Regions from separate parts of the Homo sapiens genome. Here region 1 is linked to region 2. A link is an interaction called in ENCODE POLR2A ChIA-PET data of the cell type or tissue named here. Cell type or tissue: Panc1. All regions are shown on one strand. Each heading gives the region's core, and the rest is flanking DNA. Links, peaks and the distances in the headings are about the cores only.

Region 1 (8,308 bases), core at 38-8,037, 350 kb before region 2:
AGTCATATGAATATGTAGATATAACTTGACTAGGCCTGATTTTCCTAAACCTTTATATAATTAGAACTATGCCTTATATCAGACAGTAAAATACCTTATCTAGAAAGCTTTTGTGTTTCCGAATGGGAAATTAATAGACGCATATAAATATATTTGTTATTAAGTGTGAATTTGCATGGTTCCTCTAAATCCAGTTTTAATATGGGCCAAATGAAAATCATATCTTGTTATTAGACTATTTATATTACCTTTGCATTGCTATTGAATTCGTTATGTTTTTCCCTGTTAAATTGAATATAAACTAAGCCTAAATAGCCATAGAAATAAACATTAAAAAAGTAACACATTTAAAATATGCTCTATCTCTTTAGAAATAGAATTGACTCTATAAATGAACTGTTAATAATATATGTCTTTTTGCTTTTAAAGATTGCAAAGAAAGAAAGAAAGGGATGAACAGGGATTCTAGTTTCATACACTGGTTCAATGAATATTTACTGAGTGGATTTCAAAGCATTGCATTCCACTAGGTTACCAGGTTCTTGGGGAGCCGTTGGGTAACTTAGAGATTTAGAGGGAAAGTTACACATACACACACACACACACACACACACACATATCACAGGTGTCAGCACCACCCCCACCCCACCCCCAGCAGTCTATAGCACTCACTCACACTTGCTTCCCTCTCATGGACCCTTCCCAGTGGCTACTCCTTCCTTTCACCCGACTCTCATGCTTACTTTATTTGGACAACCAGTGCTGATCCAGTGCCTAACCTCCAATCTTCTCCAGCTTTGCTTCTAAAGAAATGCAAATCCTACTAGTGTTGATGACTTGTCTGTCTGGTATTCAGTCCCACCTGGATCAATTCATTCCACTTCTTGGTTTATATCTAAAGGCTTTGAAATCAGTATATTAAAAGACATCTCTGCAGTCTCATGTTTACTACAGCATTCTCCACAATAGCCAAGATATGGACTCAACCTAAGTGTCCAACAAGGCATCAACAAATAAAGACAATGGGGTACATATGCACAACAGAATACTATTCAGCTTTAAAAAAGAGGAAAATCCTGTCGTTTGCAACAACATGGATGAACCTGGAAGACATTATATTAACTGAAATAAGCCAGGCACAGAAAGACAAATACCACATGACCTCACTCATCTGTGGAAAATTTTCAAAAGCTGAACTCACTGAAGCAGAGAGAAGAATAGTGGTTACTAAGGGCTGGGCAATGGGGGAGTTGGAGGTTGGGGAAACGTTGATCAAAGGATACAAAATTTCAGTTGGATAAGAGAAATAAATTCAAGATATTATTTTACAACATGGTGACTTTAGTTGATAACATTATTATATTTTCAAAAATGAAAGAAAAAAAGAGTGAAAGGGGATGTAATACAGTCATAAAGAGCACAGAAAAAAAAAAGTAAATCCCATTTGTACCTTGTTTTGAGCTGTGCTATTCCAAGGCCGGGGGAATGCTTAAAGAAACCCTGATCTTGGAATGGCACAGCTGAGACAATAAATTCTGTGTCTTGTGGAAGAGAAAAACCATCATGAGTGGAAAAAATCAGAAGGGCTCAGAGGGAAAGTGGAAACTGACTTGTGGGTGAGGAATTGGACAGACACTGGGTGGCAATCTTGGAGAGGAAAACAGAATTTAAAAAAAGAATAAATGAGATACGTTCAAAGGCCAAAAAACAGATCATGGTGGTGGTGTAGTAGTTATCTCCTGCTGTGTAACAAGTTGCCCCCAAACTTAGCAGCTTGAATCAATGCACATTTATCATCTCACAGTTTTTGTGGGTCAGGAATCTTTGTGTGGCATGGCTGGCTTGGCTCACTCACAAGTCCACACTCAGGTACTGGCCAGGGATGAGGACTCATCTGAAGGCTCAGGTGGGGAAGGGTCTGCTTCTGAGCACCCCTACAAGCATACCGGCAGGACTGCATTGCTCCAGGGTTGGGGGATTGAGGTCCTCAGTTTCTTGTAGATTTCAGCTGAGAAATGGACTCAGACGTGCCTGTTGCCTGCCCTGCCTCCCTGAAGTCTTATTCTTTTCTTATTGGACAGGAAATTGACAATCAGTAAATGGTGAGATTGTTATTTTCACCTTCACCTGGACTTTATGGAGATAATCTCAGTCAATAGAGTTGCTCCACTCAGAGGAGTTCCAGGCACCAGGAAGTCAGTCAGGCGTGGGAGAGTTGCTGTTTCTGAAGGGGATGTGTGGTGGCTTCTCCCAGCTGGTTTCATTCTACTTGGATGATTGTCCCATGTGCTCATCAGGGGACAAGTCCTGTATGGGAAGGGACAAATGTGACTGTTCTGAGCAATGTCACGTCAGATCCCTGCACGCTTAAAATCTGATGAGCTATTATTTTTCATGCTCTCCCTGACCAGAAAAATAATGTAGGGAATGGTTTGTCTGGTCACTGATGGAAGCAATGCGCCTCTGAGTGCAATGTCATGCTCGCAGGTGAGCCTTCCTTCCTGCCCACGTCAGAGCACATCTCAGGGGAGATGCCTGGAAAGGTGATTATGCACAGTGGATTTCAACCCAGATGGCTGAGCCAGGTGGTGTGAGGAAAACCACTCTCGCAGCGCTGGGGATGTCCCCAATTACAAGGCAGGTCTGCAGCCTCTGGGCTTCTGCCACTCACCAGGCTTGCTCTGGGAACTGCAGTGCCCCATGTCAGTAAGCTGGCACAGGAGATGGAAGATAAACATAACCATTCTGTGTGTACTGTGGGTGCCGGATGCCGTCTCCATCACTCATTCATTGTTGTTGCTGCTAATCTGATCCCAGTTCAGGTGAGAGAAGGCCTCACTGACCCTGAAACAATTAGGATTTCTTTATTTGGAAATTTTCTAAGTGGCCACTGTAATTCATCCCCTCTGCAAGACTCTGACCGTAAAAAAGCTGCCCTGAAATCTTATGGACAAAACCTCTGTTTGGGTCTGGCCCGGTTCCCAGATGATTGAGTGCATGTAATCTGGGGGGTTTGCCTTCAGAGAAAATCAGTCATTTGTGGGGAAGCCCAATATTGTTCTCTTAGCTTGTCAAAAAAAAAAAAAAAAAAGCCCACAGCCCAGGAATGAAAGAGCTGGCAGGTCTGTGCTTACAGGTCTCTGGGAACCTGTCATCTTCTGCTCTTTAGCTGTCAGGGTTGGAAATGCAACTCTCCCCTTCCGTCCTCTGTCTCACTGATGGGGCCCATTCCAGCTGCTGCTGGCTGAAGACCCTGTGGGGACAGTCCACCCCGGAGTGCCACTCTGACTGGCTCAGGACGGGAACCTGAGCCTGCTGCAGACAGGTGACCGGAGCGCGCTGGGAGCCACACGGCGGAGCAGCCCCAAAGCCGAGGGCTTGCATGTGCTACTCCAATTAATTCTAAAAGCAACCTCATGGCACTGGCCTTTCTCCCATTCTGTAAATACGGAGGTAGAGGTTTTCTAGGTTAGGGAAACTTCTCAAAGTCTCAGAGACAGTGAGAGATGGAGTTGGAATCTAATTTAGGGCTGTCTGTTTCAGATCCGAATCTGTCACATACACTGATACTGGGCCACTCACCTGTCACTCACAGACACCACAATGACTGTGAAAGGGCAATGCCCTGTTCGTCTCCTCTGCCCATAAGCTTCAGCCCTACCACCTCCCACACCCCTCTCCTCTACATTCTGCTCGGCTTGGAAACATGGATATATTAAAAGTCTGTATAGATGCCCAGAACCGAGTTATTAGATACCAGAGTATGGGGTTTCTAACCTCAGTTGATACTATAGACAGATGGCAAATAAATCACCCAGTTTGCCTAAGTTCTCTTTTTCAGTCACTCATATTTTCCTCAAATCATAGTAAAGTTGTTTGAATTACTGAGCCCCTGATAAACTAGACTGGTCCTGACACGGAACAATGAACTTGCCTCACACCACCTGTTACAGGCTGAATGTATGTGTCCTCCCAAAATTCACATGCTGAAGTGCTAAACCCCAGAGTGGGTGTATGTGGGGTAGGGAGGCAATTAAGGTTATGTTGGGTCACAAGGGCAGGGCCCTAATCCAATAGGATTAGCTTCCTTAAAAGGAAAGATACCAGAGAGTGTGCTCCGTTTCTTCTCCTCTCCTCTCTCCCTCTCTTTCTCCCTCCCTCCCTCTCTCTCTCTCTCTCCTTCTCCCTCTCTTTTTCTCTCTCCAACCATCTCTCCCTCCCTCCCCCTTTCTCTCTCTCTCTGCTATGGGAGGGCATGGTGTGAAAAGGCAGCTATTTGCAACCCAAGAGGAGAGCCGTCTCCAGACACCAACCCTCTGGTCCCTTGATCTTGGACTTCCAGACTCTGAAACGATGAAAAACTAAATGTCTGTGATTTAAGCCACCCAGTCTGTGATAGACTGTTATGGCAACCAGAGCAAACCTGTCACAGTTTGTCATCAAATGTTGGCTTTGTGATTCACTGATGATTGTGTTTCTCCCCTACAAACTGTAAGCCTCACCAAGACTGAGCTCATGTCTTCCTGCTTCAGTGTTAGATCCCTAATTCCTCGCACAGTGCCGTGCACATAGTAGGTGCTCACTAAGTCTTTGTTGACTGAGGCCTCAAATCTAAACAGAATGGGAGATGCATAGGCCTCCACCCAGACACCCCCAATGCTTCATTTTACAGTTAGGGGAAGCCCAGACAGAAAGCTAGTAAATCGTTTACCTGAACTTACTCAGCAGGTGAGGGGCAGGTCAGGTCTGGACTGAAGGTCCCCTGGGCTCCCCTGAGCAGGGGAGAGAAATGACCTCAGGGTCAGCAGGAGGACTCTGAGGTGTGGAGCCCCCCAACATGCCAGGCACTGCAGGAATTGCTTCACTTAGCACAGAAACCTGAGGTGCTGCTCATGTTCCCATTTCACAAAATCAGATCTGAGACCAAAAGAAAATCCTACCCGCAGCAGCGTGTCTGCTGCGCCCCCTCACCCGATTAGCCCGGTGTTTGCCCTGCGTGCCCCCCGGCGCCGAGCTCACTCGCCCTCTTCCCTGCGTGCCCCCGCCACCGGCGCCGAGCTCACTCGCCCTCTTCTCCGCGTGTTTCCATCAGTGCCTGCCTTGGCTCTGCTTTCTCCAAACCTGTCCCCATCGGTCAGCTGGGGTGGACGAGTGTTTTCCATCTTGCAAAGTCATTGTGTGGGGAAGATGAGATATTCCACGTGAAGCCCCCAGCACGGCCCCCAGCGCAGCCTCCTTCCAGGAATGTTGGCTCTGAGGTCGTCTTCCGCGTGAGTTTTCATCTGTCACTTGTAACAGGAGTGCTGGTGGGAACCATGGTGCAGGTGAGCAGGCTGACAGCAGCAGTTCTTGTTGGGGAGACTTTTTTCTCTATTGTTGGGGAGACTTTTTTCTCTACTGTCATAGCTTGAAATATCTGGGGTCTGCAAGTGAACGGACAGCAGACAGGTGGACAGGAGGGAGAGCAAGGTCCATCGGCTGTGCTCATGCACACACACGTGAGGACACAGTAATGAGGAAAGGGTTTATATACCAGCAAACACAATAAAAACAGGGGCTCAGGGCTTCACGGGGAGTGTGGAAGGTCCTTTCGGTCTTGACGCTAATGGGCAGCTGATCCGAACTGGTTTTGTTTTGTTTTGTTTTATTTTTTTTTTGAGATGGAGTCTCTCTCTGTTGCCCAGGCTGACGGGCAGTGGTGTGATCTCGGCTCACTGCAACTTCTGCCTCCCAGGTTCAAGAGATTCTCCTGCCTCAGCCTCCTGAGTAGCTGGGATTACAGGAGTGCGCCACCACACCCGGCTAATTTTTGTATTTTTAGTAAAGATGGGGTTTCACCATGTTGGCCAGGCTGGTCTCGAGTAGACCTCAGATGATCGTCAGCCTCCCCAAGCTCTGGGATGACAGGCGTGAGCCACCATGCCCGGCCTGTACTGCACTGCTCGGTGTGGGGGGGGTTTAGTCTTCCTCCAAGCAGGATATGCCCCCAGAGGGGTCAAAGCAGCTCTGCTTCCTGGGGCAGCTGCTTAAGTGGAGGTAGTTTCTTTCTGCGGCTGCTGACTGTTCAGGAGTTTTCAATTTAAAATAATTTCCATCCCTTCATTCTCAACTGAAGTGTGGTCCAGCATCACCTGCACGGCTTGGAAGACGGAGATCGCAGAGCCGGGTCCCAGGGTGTCTGATTCAGTGAGTCCAGAGGCGTGCCTATGTGTGGACAGACATCGCTGACCGACCATAACCTCACATCTGCCAAACAGACACGGCCTCAGAAATTAACAATGGATGTTTGTCTTCAACGAAGCTTCCGCCCGACACATCAGATACAGTGCTGTGCTGGGCGGAGCCACAGGAAGCCTGGAGGCCTGGCTGTGGCTGCTGGTTTTGTCTCTGGGTCCCTGGTGCTGATGATCACAGGCTTCAGACACCCCTGGAGCTGTGCGAGCCGTCAGTAGCGTGTGTGTGTGCGTGCGTGTGTGTCCATGTGCATGTGTGTGCACGTGTGCAAGTGCGTGCGTGCGTGCGTGTGCGTGTGCGTGCGCGTGTGTGATGCGTGTGCACGCGCGTGTGTGATGCGTGTGCACGTGTCTGTGCGTGTGTGGGTGTGCGTGTGCATGTGTGCGTGCGGGTGTGTGCGTACGTGTGTGCGTGTGTGTGCGCGCGCGTGTGTGTTCTCGTGTGCACGTGTGTGTGTGTGTGTTTTCAGGGTCAGGAATAGGTTAACTGGATGAGATTCCATCCTCTGTGAACTCCCTGTGATTTTTGTGCAGTCACTATGTTGCCCAAACTGGCCCACTTCCCTTCACTGTTGTTGCTCCAGAGGGGCAGGAGGATTAATGTCCACGCTCGGATACAAAGTTTTCACACCCCACTGTCACTGAACTCCTGCCTGTAGGGAACATTGGCTATGATAAAGAAAACTAGGTAAAGCACTGAAAGGGCAGTGCTCAGAAAGAGAAAGAAATGCGAGCAGCCCTGGGGCTATTTCCTTCCTGGAGGTTAGAAAACTCTCTGAGTGAGTGTGTTGATCAGAGGTCGACTAAGCTGCCTCATGACAATCGAATTCTGAATTTACTGCAGAGACAATAACCCCATCACACAAGTACAAGGGCATGTCGGTGAAAACCATGTTTTAAACTGTCAAGCTTTGTAAATAATAAAGCAAATTCAGATACTGCAACTAGCAAAAAGAAATCTGAAAATGGTAGAAAAACAAGTTTTACAGTGTATTCTCTGACGGTGATGGTATTGAAAAGAAGCGGCATCTCCCATACTACACCTAGCAGCCTTTTTCCTCCTGTATGTAATTACATTTCAGGAGATAGCACTAGACCGATTCTATCCCGCTAGGTAGCAGGTTCAATTGTTATAAAAATAGTATGTAAGAGTTCTGAAAGTGTGCACAGAGGAATGAGAGATCAGTTAAAAAATTATTTTCATTTAAAAATAGTTCACACCCGTGTCAAGAGTTTATTTAAATACATTTAATTACATCATCTTTAAAGCATTTTTGTCCAGCAAGCAAAGCGATGTGATCACAAGTGATTTTTTGTTCTAAACAAAGTGATTTCCTGTTAGCACCGCGCAGAACTGTGTAGGCCCAGTGACCCTGGTTGGTGTCCGGATGATTTGATTAAAAGGGTGGCAAGGGGGAAGGATGAAGAGGGAAGGCCAGATGCTTTGGGATGTTTCCCTCTTTTTTTTTTTTTTTTTGCTATATTGAATGTTTTGAGATAAGTATAATGCTTTAAAAGCAGAAAAGAAAATGTCTTGGCTGGGTGCAGTGGCTCATGTCTGTAATCCCAGCACTTTGGGAGGCCGAGGAGGGCAGATCGCCTGAGGTCAGGAGTTCGAGACCAGCCTGACTAACATGGTGAAACCCCATCTCTACCAAAAATACAAAAATTAGCCAGGTGTGATGGTGGGTGCCTGTAATCCCAGCTACCCAGGATGCTGAGGCAGGAGAGTCGCTTGAACCCGGGAGGCGGAGGTTGCAGTGAGCAGAGATAGAGCCAATGCACTCCAGCCTGGGCAACAAAGTGAGACTCTGTCTGGAGAAGGGAAGGGAAGGGGAGGGGAGGGGAGGTCCTTACACACAATACCAATTACACCAGAGTGAACTACATTCCCTGCAGCAGTTAATATTGGCTCAGTGCACCCGCCACTTTCCTGTGCCCTGAGAACACTGGCTTCAGGACCCCACAGGACCCCGGGATTGTGTGTCTGCCTTTGCCTCAACACAAATCAGCACTTCTGGTGACCTCTGTCTTTAGGGTTACCACTGTCTTTTAGATCACAATGGGGTGACCAC
Region 2 (8,308 bases), core at 74-8,073:
ACAAATGCATGAATGAATGGGTTAGCAAAAATATTTTAACCTGCCTAAAAGAAACCATAAAATTTATAATTTTTTAAAGCAAGACTGTCATGTATATATCAACAGATAAATGAAAATTTGTTAGAGAAAAAAGAAAAAGCCCAGAATGAGAATATTATGTTCTCTTTATCCAAACTAACTCCTGTAGATGTGAAACTTGGAGAGAAAATAAACAGGATCATTTGCTTAGGATTTCTCTTCTAAGAGCTCTAAATATTGGAAACACACTGAGTAGCAATATTGCATCCAAATCTGTTGGTTAACAAATTAAAAATGTATAAAATAACAAACATCTTCCTTAGGGTAGGCCCATAAAAAATAGATTTACTAAATGAAAGAAGTAGTGTTTCAAAATAATTTCTATCACTAATTTGAAGGTTTTGCTTTATTGCATTTTTTGTTCAATACTGCTAAAGCAATTCTTATCATTTTTTCAGTGATTCTCAATTTTGAACACTTTTGTTACTCTGATTTAACCTTCATTATGTAACATTCCCAATCAAGTGTTCAAATGCAATTCTTTTTTTTTTTTTTTTTTGAGATGGAGTTTTGCTCTGTCGCCCAGGCTGGAGTGCAGTGGCACGATCTCGGCTCACTGCAAGCTCCGCCTCCTGGGTTCATGCCATTCTCCTGCCTCAGCCTCCCGAGTAGCTGGGACTACAGGTGCCCACCACCACGCCCAGCTAATTTTTTGTATTTGTTTTGTTTTGTTTTGTTTTTTTAGTAGAGACAGGGTTTCACTGTGTTAGCCAGGGTGGTCTCGATATCCTGACCTCATGATCTGCCCACCTCGGCCTCCCAAAATGCTGAGATTACAGGTGTGAGCCACCACACCCGGCTGCAATTCTTTTTTTAATTTGAATTGTTTGGTATTTTATGAGCCTTTTAGTTTAAAGGCTTATATTCTTTAGCTTTGAACAATATTCTTGATTTATTTCTTTTATAATTTCTGTTTTTCCAAGTTTCTTTTGCTGTAACTCCTGTTGTGTGTTTTTTTTTTTAATTAAGCTTTCCTGGAATCGTTATCTATATATTTTACTTTTCCCTATTTTTTCTGTATCTTTGTATTTTTCTCAATTAACTACTAGAATAATGTAAGTTAGTATTTGACATTTTGAAATCTTACCATCGATATCAGAGTCACAATTTATGGGGAAAGAAAGAAGGTTAAAACAAAGACAGCGCCTAGCATAATCTCTTTCGCAATAGTGCTGATTAGATTAACTACGTACTAAGTAGAGCAATAAAGTAGCTGCAGTGAATAGTGAGGAAGGACAAGCATCCCATTCAAGCAGCATCAGGAAACCTTTATCTGGCGCTCACCAGCTCTGTGCCCCACGCTGCTGATAGGTGATCAGCATGGCTTTGTCCTTGACCTTGAGGACTGAAAGCTTAATATTTCCTTTTCCTGCCTTCCTTTGCCATATTAAAACAATTCCAAACTGGTTTTGGTGGTGCATACCTGTAATCCCAACTACTCAGAAGGCTGAGGTGGGAGGATCCCTTGAGCGCTGGAGTTCAAGGCTCCAATGAGCTCCAATGGTACCACTGCACTCAGGCCAGGGCCACAGAGCAAACTCTATTTCTAAAGTAAACAAGGACTCATGCGGTGCCTCACACCTGTAATCCCAGCACTTTGGGAGGCCAAGGCAAGTGGATCACCTGAGGTCAGGAGTTCGAGACCACTCTGGCCAACATGGTGAAACCCCCATCTCTACTAAAAATTCAAAAATTAGCCAGGAGTGGAGGCACACACCTGTGGTCCCAGCTACTCGGAAGGCTGAGGCAGGAGAATTGGTTGAACCCGGGAGGTGGAGGTTGCAGTGAGCCAAGATGGTACCATTACACTCCAGCCTGGGCAACAGAGCGAGACTCCACCTCAAAAAATAAAAAAATAAAGTAAACAAATACATAAATAAAAATTTAGAAATAAAGCAATCTCAGTCTTTGAATAAAGCTTCTCATTATATTATGATATAAAAATATTAAATTTTACTCCTAAAAATCTTACAATCACTATCCCTCTTTATTTTCCATTGGACCATACCAGCCAGTCAGAATATTCTCGCACTCTCTAATCCACACTCATCCACAAAAACACACATGCATTCAATATTCACATGCCCAAAAGCTATCTCCACCCATTGTTCAATTTATATAAAGTCACTATTCTATTTCCAATAGTCATCCATCCACTCATTCGAACCAAGGTTCTCAGTTAACTGTAATTCCATGAGCTGCAAAGTTCTTCACCTTTGAAGATGTCACATTGTTTTCTAGAATTTCTCCTTCCTCCTAACAGTCTTGTCACCATACGCATCTTGCTCCAGCTGCCTTCTGGAGCAGGTGATGGGATGAGAGAGGAAGAAGAATCCCTCCTCCCATCTCTCAGAAGTGCAGCTTCTGCCAATCACCATGAAACAGCAGGAACACTGGGCTGAAAACAAGCACTGAAGGAACCAAAGAGTAAATAAATATCAGCACAGACGCAGACCTTGATATCCAGCTCATCAAAGCGTGCTGCACCCTCCCAAAAAACAGTCCCTTACTTGAAAGAGCGTTAGAATTAGAGAGGAGCCTGTGACGCTTGGCAACACCACAGCTGCTCTCAGCAGGGTGCCACAGCACAAAAGGGTCTCAGGAAATTGTCACAAGTGAAGGAAACACAAATGTAAAATTGATGAGGAAAATACCTGCCTTAAAATGATAATGGCAATTGGAAGTATTCCAGATGGCGTCAATGTGGAAATGATCCAGTAAATGAGATTACAGCCGGGTAGTAGCATGCCAGGTCAATCTTAAAAGTTGTTGTGTATAGCGATGTTTATTAATTTGAAAAGATATTCATATATTTTATGAGAAAGAGTCAGGTTTCAAACAATATGTAAGATAGGGTTCTGATGTAAAGACATAAGGAAAAGGAGAGAGCGAACGAGAAATTGACAGGATCTGTAACTATGTGTAATGCTGGATGGTGAATTGTTTTCTTTCTTCCTCTTTGTTCTTTGTTCCTACAGTCTAATATTTATAGTAAGTGTATATTTTACAACTAGACAAAAACTTTTTTTTTTTTGAGATGGAGTCTCGCTCTGTTGCCCAGGCTGGAGTGCAGATGGCACGATCTTGGCTCACTGCAACCTCTGCCTCCCGGGTTCAAGAGATTCTCATGCCTCAGCCTCCCGACTTGCTGGGATTACAGGTACATGCCACCGCACTCGGCTAATTTTGGTATAGACTGAAACATTTTTAAATGTATAAATTTCACACTGCAGTGCAATACAAGGCAGAGAAGCACTTCGGTGCAGTGGGAACTCCGCGTGGGGGCCACATCCCCGGGTTTCACCTCCAGTTCTGCTGCCAAGACATTTAAGAAAGTCATTTAACCATTAGAGCTCATTTCTCCACCTTAAACATGAAGACGCTAAGTCCACTTATGGCTATAAAATCTGGAGTAATCGATTTCTTAAACCCATATATCTACCCACCCTAAACACACTGTTCTTACACACATTGCCAAACTCTCCGGCTCATCGTCACACAGCAAAGCCAAAGACCTCAAACTTTTCTGCCAGGTGACAGCCCTGCTGGAGGCTTCTGGTCACCTTGCACATTCCCGTGTGTCCTCTGGACAGAACACCACGCAAGCCTACACGCCCCACAATCCAGGGGAGGCTGAATTAGCAGCTGTGCAACACCACTAATGTGGAGCCTTTCCAGCTTCATTGAGTTTGACTTAAAATAAATGGAGACTTGTGTGTGTTGGGTGAGGGTGGTGGTGCGTATCCCCATTTTGTTTAATTTGGGAAGGGACTTTTGGTGGCTTTGCCAACCCATGGCAATATTTGCAGTAAAAATTCACAGCTGATTCTCTCCCTTCTGGTCTGTGGAGTCTCCTTGGGAACCACTGATATGAATCCAGCCCCTGTCTACAGAGGTGGAGGATCAGGGGGCGTCTGCAGGAGCATGTGGCCAGGCATGGGTGCACCTAGATGCGGTGAGCAGGGGTACTGGAGAACAGGGTCCCTGACAGAGGGATGCAGGTCGTGGAGGACATCGGCCAGGGACCCTGGAGCGCCATAAAGCTGCTGGGGCTGAGGCAGGATGAAGTCGGCACACGCGATGTTCTCTGTTTCTCAAACTGGGGGACGGCGGGATGAAAGCGGCACCCAGGAAGGCTCAGCCTGGCACGAGTGTGCGAGCTGAACGGAATGTGGACGGTGTTGGCCCAGGACGCAGCTCAGAGGCTGCTGCAGTAATCCCGGCGTGAATGAGGCTGTAATCCCCACAGAATGATGTGCTGGGCAATGTGGAGCCTGGCTTCATTTCCAGCTCTATTTATGGCTCTGAATTACAGGAAAAGTGGGGGAGGGCACTGCTCCTGAAGCTCCGTTTCCTCCTCCCGTGGTCCTAGGTATCTGACCACCTGCAGCCACAGTCCCTGAGCACACTGTGCATGCGGGAAGCCCAAATACACAGATTCTGGAACTTTCCGAAGACACAGAGGGTGGCTCTGTTCTTCCCCTGAAGGCAACTCATCCATGCCACACGTGTCTTTATCACTACCGGAAAGCTCCAATGCGTCCTAACGCCTCCGGTTTGATGGTTGACTCTGTTTCACTCTGAACACCACAGAAGAAGACGGCCGTGCCAAAGATGCACGGGAATGAGAATGTTTGCCAGATAGGAGCACAATTTTCATCAAGCTTGGTTCTTAGGAGTGACACTCACTTTATGACATAAACTCAAATTTCTTTTACACAAAAATCAGGGGCAGTAATAAAAAGGTATTCTATGTGACCGGGAAGCATGGTCAACCGTGAAAACAGAACTTCAAAACAAGAGGCAGAGCCAATCAGGGAACGCTTCCATACAAACAACGTGCACAGCAAGGGCTGAGAAAAATAAGGCCTTTTCCTGGGTATTGTTTTGTGGGACTGCATCACGGTTGCAAAATTCGTGTGCCTCACTGGAAGCACAATGTTCTGCACTTACACCCTAGTAAATATTTTTACAAGATAATACTTCATGATAAAGGTGTTTGGCTCACAAAACCTCTCCCTGTCAACAACTGGAGGTTGACCTGTCACTTGCCCAAAGCTGTACAAACACTGGTGGGGGATATTTGCATCTGTCACTTCTAAAACACCCTCCTTTTTAAATCTAGTATGAAAGACAGTTTCCTCCAAAAAAAAAAAAAAAAAAAAAAAACCAAAAGCTGTTTCTTTTTTTTTCTTTTCTTTTCTTTTTTTTTTTTTTTTTTTTTAATGTTCCTAAGACTGGGGAAATCTGAATCTTTTCCTGAAAGCAGAAGTGACTGGCTGGCATGAATTAATAGGATTCATTGGTGCTGACTCCCCCACCTGCACATTCCTGCCCACAGTCGCGAATCTTGACGATGACATCCATGAGCACAAAGAATTATGCCAGGCAATCCTAGAGAATGGGAGTGTTTAACCTTTTCCTCGCCATCTTGTCTACTTTTATCTCTGCAGAACCCTCTGTGGAAGCGGTGGTCTGACACAAGCATTTCTGGATGACGCTGAACCTGCTTACAACTCCCTGCTGCTGTCAGGCAGAACATTCTCCAAACCGCATGAATTTGGAAGTCTGGACACTTCAGGCATCATCAGGTTTATGGTTTTGTCATAACCCTGCTGAAAGTCCTTTACCATCTCCAGGCCTCCATTTATTTTCTATAAAATAAGGAGTTTGGAATGGCACTGTGTTGATATTCTCCAGTTTTGTGAAACATCGTACTCAACAATCGCGAGCAGGCATTTTACAGACCTTGCTTTCCTAGACCTGCTCAAGTAGAACATTCAGGTCAGTGCTAAGAGTTAATATGCTGCCTCCGTCTGACCTCCACATTATGAAAAAAAATATAAAGGAAAGAGCAAAAGGTAGAGCAAGTAGGTTTCGGGCTTGGTGGAGTAGCTCTGAGTGCTGCCCTGTCCTTGGCTGTGTGTGCCAGGTGAAGCGTCTGTGAAGGTCCCCAGTGGGGTGTGCAGAGCACAAGGGCTGCTTCTGAATGCAGGCACGTGATCTAAGGACACTGTGCATCACCAGTGTGACCCCAGGAGTAGTTTCAGAGCTTTGATAAGACCTAGGCCAGGCTCAGTGGCTCACGCCTGTCATCTCAGCACTTTGGGAGGCCAAGGTGGGTGGATCAGCTGAGGTCAGGAGTTCAAGACCAGCCTGACCAATATGGTGAAATCCTGTCCCTACTAAAAGTACAAAAATTAGTTGGGTGTGGGGGCGAGCGCCTGTAATCCCAGCTACTTGGGAGGCTGAGGCAGGAGAATCATTTGAACCCGGGAGGTGGAGGTTGCAGTGAGCCGAGATCACACCACTACCCTCCAGCCTGGGAGACAGAGCAAGACTCCATCTCAAAAAATAATAATAATAATAATAATAATAATAAGCCCAGGAACATCAGATGTGGGCTGCATTGACGGCCTGCCTCTCTCTACACCACAGGAATCTGGGCTGTAAAGGCAGGATATAAATTCAAGTCCACATGCTATGGAGAAATCAGAGGTTTCGAAAGTATCTCCGTGACTGTTTTTGAAGTCACAGCTAATAATTCACCGTCTGACACTCCGGGGCTTGCCTGGATCTAAAAATAGTTGTTCCCCCGAGCTGGTCGGGGAACTGGCTGAGAAGGGAGGGAGCTGCGTGGAACACATTCTGAACCATCAGGAAACCCAAAGCAAAATCGAATCTTGCCACCTAAGATTTGATTATTAAAAGATGGATTTGACAGCTGATTCCCCATTAATTACATTTGTAAAGATATTTGAAAGACAGGAATGAAATGACAGTGGCCCTGACACAGTCCTTGGGGTTTAAGACGGAGTCTGACATTGTATCTGTCTCCGGTTCTGCAGCAGCTTAGCGACATCAGAGACAATTGAAGCAAAGGGCCCACTTATGGCTGACAGCTGACCCTGCAGCCCAGCTGGGAAGCCCCTGAGACGACCCGGGTCCAGCCATCAGGGAAGGGAACCAGCGTGGCCCCAGGAGGGCTTTAGGCTGAGGCTTCTCCCAGGATGTGGAGGCTCAGCACTTTGCACAAATTGGATTCATGCCAAAGGAAACTGAAAGCCTGCCTTTCTTTTTTTCCCAGTGCACATCTCAGATTATTTGGCCTTTGTCCGAGGACTGAAAACAGTTCTGTGTCCAAGTATGTTTTTAATACCTGATATTTATTTCACAAAAAAGCTGAAATTGCTTTGTGTGTCCAGGCTTGAATGTTTAAGGCATACTTGATTAATACATGTGTGCTGAGCGCTTCCTGGGGCTCCTAGACACTGCCAAAGGTAGCTCAGTGGGGAAATTCAAGGCAATTTTCCCCTTAACTTTTGCTACTTCTGACCATTTTCCACTTATGTTATTATGCTTCTGTATCCATCTGTCTGCCTATGTCTAGCTATCCATCATCTATCAATCAATCACTGTATCTTGCAATGGAGGAATTAACTGTGATGTTTTCAAGCGTGTCGCTTCTCTCATATTCCTATTAACATATTGGAAACGCTCAGCTAAATAGAATAAAGTTTTTAGCCTAAACCTACAGTGAATGTCTAATGCTTTGGGCAAGATATTGAAGGGGTGGGGGAGAGATAATATGAATGCTTTCATAGACACAGCTGGACTTCTTTCCCCCTAAACATGAGTGAGAATTCTTTCTATGCTTCTAGTTGAGATTGTAGATAAATAGAGAAATCACATTTGAACATAGGAAATGGCTTCTGATAAAGAAGGCACATTCCTGTCTCTCTCACACACACATGCACGCATGCACGCACACACGGACCTCCCACCCACCCATCAGAAGCGTATCAGAGGCCTCTGCCTCCCGCCAGGATTCCCGGCTGCAGGACACAGCCCAGCAGGAGAAGCTTTTCCCTCCATTCTTTCAAGGGTGAGTGGACACATAGGCTGGTGTCGCGTGGTTTGCTTGGTCAAGTGAGGTCCAGTTCCTGGAGGTGGGTTTCTTTCAACATCTGAGAACAGTCACATGGCCCATAGTGCAGAGCCTTCAGAGAGGAAAGGCACTGGTTCCAAGCATTTCAGTTTAGTTTCATTCAAATGCAGAAACATGGAAACACAGATTAGACTCGTATGATCAAGTTGTACTCGAGCAAAGAACACAATACCAAATGTTTGATTTCTTAAGAGTGTCCTGAAAGAGTCTCACATACACTCAAAGTTAGTTACCAAGTTCTTTATGAGATCTTTTCTAAGATTATGAATATAATATTTGACT

The links. ChIA-PET counts read pairs that join two places held together with the same protein. Peaks named below come from ENCODE experiments on the same cell type or tissue, not always from the same donor. Only the 100,000 strongest peaks of a DNase experiment are listed, where the experiment ranks them.
Region 1: POLR2A ChIA-PET joins it to region 2 with 12 read pairs; 3 of 35 experiments call an interaction of 5 or more read pairs at or near these places.

The regions. Positions count from the first base shown.
Region 1 is chr10:3,392,990-3,401,297 of GRCh38, forward strand. The region is part of intron 1 of LOC105376360 (a long non-coding RNA gene); the gene reads left to right. It overlaps LOC105376358 (a long non-coding RNA gene), which reads right to left and starts at 4,366. Exons shown (of 3, transcript XR_930568.3): 1 at 4,314-4,366; 2 at 2,672-2,844; 3 at 1-2,307. It overlaps LOC105376357 (a long non-coding RNA gene), which reads left to right and starts at 4,506. Exons shown (of 2, transcript XR_930567.3): 1 at 4,506-4,571; 2 at 5,093-5,445. RefSeq lists enhancers at 6,043-6,620, 6,621-7,197. In Panc1, for the core only: no CTCF peak of the experiment used is centred there; a DNase peak (open chromatin) is centred at 4,442; H3K27ac peaks cover 353 bases.
Region 2 is chr10:3,743,157-3,751,464 of GRCh38, forward strand. It overlaps LOC105376360 (a long non-coding RNA gene), which reads left to right. Exons shown (of 2, transcript NR_131187.1): 2 at 5,532-7,608. Among named protein-coding and RNA genes, the nearest start is that of KLF6, 38 kb to the right of the region's middle. In Panc1, for the core only: no CTCF peak of the experiment used is centred there; no DNase peak of the experiment used is centred there; H3K27ac peaks cover 4,276 bases.